Linked DNA regions of Homo sapiens: region 1 is linked to region 2. Evidence: read pairs that join two places in POLR2A ChIA-PET (ENCODE). Cell type or tissue: OCI-LY7. All regions are shown on one strand.

The links. ChIA-PET counts read pairs that join two places held together with the same protein. Peaks named below come from ENCODE experiments on the same cell type or tissue, not always from the same donor. Only the 100,000 strongest peaks of a DNase experiment are listed, where the experiment ranks them.
Region 1: POLR2A ChIA-PET joins it to region 2 with 39 read pairs; 3 of 35 experiments call an interaction of 5 or more read pairs at or near these places.

Annotation. Positions count from the first base shown.
Region 1 is chr7:130,079,455-130,081,954 of GRCh38, reverse strand. The region is part of intron 1 of KLHDC10 (kelch domain containing 10); the gene reads right to left. Among named protein-coding and RNA genes, the nearest start is that of KLHDC10, 10 kb to the right of the region's middle. In OCI-LY7, no CTCF peak of the experiment used is centred here; no DNase peak of the experiment used is centred here.
Region 2 is chr7:130,379,665-130,382,164 of GRCh38, reverse strand. It overlaps CPA1 (carboxypeptidase A1), which reads right to left and starts at 1,671. Exons shown (of 10, transcript NM_001868.4): 1 at 1,580-1,671; 2 at 986-1,067; 3 at 302-535; 4 at 1-57. The coding sequence starts at 1,644. RefSeq lists an enhancer at 1,543-2,064. In OCI-LY7, no CTCF peak of the experiment used is centred here; no DNase peak of the experiment used is centred here.

The DNA of each region.
Region 1 (2,500 bases), 300 kb after region 2:
TTTACAAAAACTAATGTCTCAAGTCCAGAAAAGAAAAGAGACTCTAGCTCTAGAAAGGCAGACAATAGAAAGAAATATAAACAGAGAACAGAAAAGAAATGGAAGGGAAAAATAAAACCAACGCAGAAATGAAATCTTCATTGAAAGTAGCACAAAGGAGTACCAGACACTACTGAAAACATAGTAAGGGACATATTAATAGATGACAGAATTGAGAAAGGCAGGCAAAACATAAATGACCTGTGAAAACCCAAAACATTGTTGACATAAATTCAAGATCTAAATAAATGGAAATACAACATGTTCACAGACCTAGAAGACTTAACATTATCAAAATGCCGGGTGCAGTGGCTCATGCCTGTAATCCCAGCACTTTGGGAGGCCGAGGCAGGTGGACTGCCTGAGCTCAGGAGTTCAAAACCAGCCTGGGCAACACGGTGAAACCCTGTCTCTACTAAAATACAAAAAATTAGTGGGGCGTGGCAGCGTGCGCCTGTAATCCCAGCTACTGGGGAGGCTGAGACAGGAGAATAGCTTGAACCGGGGAGGCAGAGGTTGCAGTGAGCCAAGATCATGCCACTGCACTGCAGCCTGAGTGACAAGGGAGAGACTCCATCTCAAAAATAAAAAACAAACAAAAAAAAATATATAAAAGAGGCCAGGCGCGGTGGCTCACGCCTGTAATCCCAGCACTTTGGGAGGCCGAGGCGGGTGGATCACCAGGTCAGGAGATCGAGACCATCCTGGCTAAACACGGTGAAACCCCGTCTCTACTAAAAATACAAAAAATTAGCCGGGTGTAGTGGCGGGCGCCTATATTCCCAGCTACTCAGGAGGCTGAGGCAGGAGAATGGCGTGAACCCAGAGGGCAGAGTTTGCAGTGAGCCAAGATCACGCCACTGCACTCCAGCCTGGGTGACAGAGCGAGACTCCGTCTCAAAAAAAAAAAAAAAAAGAAAACTGAAAGAAACAAATTAATAAAAAAAGAAAATATTGGAACTAAGTTTTAAAAATCCAAGAGCCGGTTATAAACAAGAAAGGGCAAAGCCTCACATAATACAAAATAAGAAATGATAATGAGTAGTTGCAAATCCAGGAAATAATTGTGTAATCATAAAAGAATACCTTGGTCAATTCGCACAAATAATTTTGAAAATCTGGATGAACTGGGTGATTTTCTAGGATAACATAAATTATCAAAGCTACCCCCAAAAGATATAAATTGTAAGCAGCCAACTATCAAAGAATGATATAATTGGTCTGCACACGGTAGCTCACACCTATAATCCCAGCACTTTGGGAGGCCGAGGTGGGAGGATTGCTTGAGCTTGGGAATTCAAGACCAGCCTGGGCAACATTGAGACCCCACTGCTACAAAAAAAAAATTTTTTTTAATTAGCCAGGTGTAGTGGTGTACACCTGTAGTCCCAGCTACTCAGGTGGCTAAGGAAGGAGGATCCCTTGAGCCCAGGAGGTTGAGGCTGCAGTGACCCATGATTGTGCCACTGCATTCCAGCCTGGGCAACAGTGTGAGACCCTGTCTCAAAAAAACTAAGAAGTATGATATAATTGGACAATATAATTGTCTAAGAGCTTCTTCTACCCCCTAAAAAAGAGGAGGTCCAAATGACTTCATGGGGAATTCCACAAAACCTTTAACTTCAATGCCATTTAACCACAGAGGGGAAAAAATGCATAGAAAAAGAAAGGAAGGGCCAGGCACAGTGGCTCATGCCTGTAATCCTAGTACTTTGGGAGGCTGAGGTGAGAGGATGACTGGAGGCCAGGAGTTTGCAACCAGCCTAGGCAACATAGCAAGGCCTTATCTCTACAAAAAAATTAAAAATAAGCTGGGTGTGGTGGTGCACGCCTGTAGTCCTAGCTACTTAGGAGGCTAAAGCAAGAGGTTGGCATGTGCCCAGGAATTCAAGGCTGCAGTGAACTATGATTGCACCACTGCACTCCAACCTGGGCGACAGAGGGAGGGAGGGAGGAAGAAAGGGAGGAAGGGAGGGAAGGAGGAAGCGAGAAAGGGAGGAAGGGAGGGAGGGAGGAAGAAAGGGAGGAAGGGAGGGAGGGAGGAAGAAAGGGAGGAAGGGAGGGAAGGAGGAAGCGAGAAAGGGAGGCAGGGAGCAAGGGAGTAAGGAAGCAAGGGAGGGAGGAGGTGTGGGAAGGGAGGAGGTAGGGGAGGGGGAGGGAGGGAAGGAAAAAGGAAGGAAGGAAGGAAGGCAGGAAGGCAGGCAGGCAGGCAAGCTTTGAAATAGTTTTATAAAAGTGGAAACAAAAATAACACAATAAAAAAAACAGAAAGGAAAATGAAAACGCCTATGAGGAGTGATGCAAAATTTCTAAGTAAAGTTTAGCAAACAGAACCCAGCAGTACGTTTAAAATACTAATACACCACGACAAAGTAAGTTAATTCAGGAACACAAGAATGGTTCAGTAACAATAAATCCATTAATACAATCTACCACAATAATAGATCAAAGGACAAAAATT
Region 2 (2,500 bases):
GATCTTGCTGACAAGGTGCGGGTTCTCCGCCACCAGCAGGTCCAGGAAGTCATAGATCTGAGGTGTGAAAGAAGAGACCACTGGCCTTAATAGCTTCTGGGCACCCAGATGCTTCCCTTAGCAGCCCCACCGTCCCAGCCTGCTGCGAGCCCTGCAATGGAGCTACGACCACACAGGCCACATGGAAACAGAGCAGGCGCTGCGCACACCCAGGCTGGCCCTGGCCTTGGCCCTACCGCGTTCTACCAGCCATGATGAAGAGCTGGTGGCTGCAGGGAGCGGCCGCTAGGGGCGCCCTCACCTCCTCCAGGGTGTGGTAGGTGGCGTAGTTAAAAGTGTCGGTGGAGCGCGCCCGGGACCGGAAGGCGAACATCTGCTCCTGCTCCTCGTCCAGCAGCGACTGCACGTCCTCGATCATGGTCTCATAGCTGATGCCGTGGGACTCCAGAAAGATCTTGACCGCCTGGATGCTGGGGAAGGGCACTCGGACGTCGATGGGGGAGCCAGGGTGGGCAGGCCCCCGCCAGAAGTCCAGCTGGGGAGGACAAGAGCCGGCACGGTCACAGCGGGCTGGGGGCACCAGCCAGGACAGCAGGCAGGGACAGGGCCTGCGTGGGAGGGGCTGTTGGTGCCAGAAGTTCTCATATAATTGGGGATAGGTCAGGGGTAATAGGGCCAGAGAAATACGGGGAAACCCTGGGGACTGGAGAGTCCAGTGTGGTCAGGGAAATGGCCCAGGAGCAGAGTGAGGGGCCTTTGAGACAGCAAGGCAGAGGGAGGAACTGGAAAGGGGCCCGGCCCCTTGCCCAGGTGCTCAAGGGCAGCAAGGCTCTGGAGCTGGGGGCTTGAAGTCGCTTCCTAACAGAGTCAATTCCATGTCTCCTTGTTGGGTGGAGACAGCCCAGGCACAGTTGGCCGCTGGGGACCTGGGGTGGCCCCAGCTGATACCCTGGGGCCTCAGAGAGCCCTTCTCCCCTCTTCTGACCTGCAGGTGCTCCAGGTCCTCCAGCTCCTTCACCTTCTGTACCTGGGCCTCATCGGCTACAGAGATTCGGAGCACCTGATGCCTGGGCAGAGTGGGAGTGGGGAGTGAGCACCCAAGCTGCACCTGCCCTGGCCACAAGCACTCCCCAGGTGCAGGAGGGAGGCAGCAGCCCAGAATCCCCAGACTGGGCCTCGTCCTCTGGGCTGGGCAGGGGACAGCACCAAGGGTCTCAACAAGGAGAGGCCTGGGCTCCCTCACCTCTTCTCTCCCCATCTTTAGAAACTTCTAGACGCTGTTACTATCTCAATCCCAGTTTGGACTATTTCTCTGTTCCAAGCCAGCCAGGCCTCCTCCTTTCTCCTCTCCTGAAAACTCCTCCTCAGAGCTCAGGTTTCTCCAGGGCTCAGGAGACTGTCTTGGGAGACACAACCTCTTCCCAACCCTGGTTGCTTATCTGCCAGCTGTCCCAGGTGGTGCCAGGCCATCCTCTCTGGCTGTGTTGCCATGTATCTGTCTGTCTGTCTCCTCTACTGGTTGGGGGCTGAGTCCTCCCCATCACCCTCAGAGGGCACCCCCTCCTCTCCACATCCCTACCCCACAAAGTCCTCCTTGCCAAAGACAGCCCCCAACAGGACACTCAACACCAGCAACCCCCGCATGCTGCTGCCGGGAGGGAAGGTCAGACTGAGGTCGAGACGGCCCCCTGGCTTTTAAACCCTCCCAGGACCGAGGACTCCTGGCTGCTCCCGAGGTCTGTTCTCCCCCAGCACCTGGGTCCTGTCCCACGGGGAGGCTGGGGTGGGAGTTCTGAGCTCTGACACCCTCTCACCCTCCATGATAAAGTGGCAGGGAACTGGGCAGCTGGAGAGATAAGCCAGAGCTCCACCCCCGACCATCTGGGGCCAGCGGGGCCTGAGGGTCAGCGGGGGCTCGAGGCCTCCTGGAGTCCCAGCCAGGACTCTGCCTGCCCACACCCTAAAGCTGCGGTTCTGTTTGCCCACTGGGTAGCGGAGAAGGAGCCAGGACTCCAAGCAGCCACTCCTGCTGGGGCCTCATTCCAGGCGTCTCCTTGTTCCGTGCTCCTGAGTGCCAGCCTTTCATTCCGGTGATCGAGCAAGTGGGGCTTCTGCCCTCTCTTGTCCCCAAGGCAGCTTCAGGCAGGCCCAGGCTCTCCCCCATTAGACCTGTGTGAAGCACAGATACCTGCGGAGTGCCGGACACCTCCTCCTCCCACGGACCCTGATGCCTTGGAGAGACCAGCAGGGTGGACTAACCTTTTGCGTCGGTTTGGCCTGTCACCACACCGGCTTTGTCCAGGCTGCCCCGGCCCTGTGCGGGGCAGTCCCTCTGTGGGACTTCCCAGCCCCCTCCTGCTGGCCTTAGGGTCCTGTGGGAGTCCAGCCCGGGCAGCAGCAGCAGGGTCAGGAGCCCAACCCTTGCCAGCATTTCCCTCCACCCCCACCAGTACAGGGCCCCGAGGTCGGGGTTGCCCTTCATGGGAACAGTAACCAGATG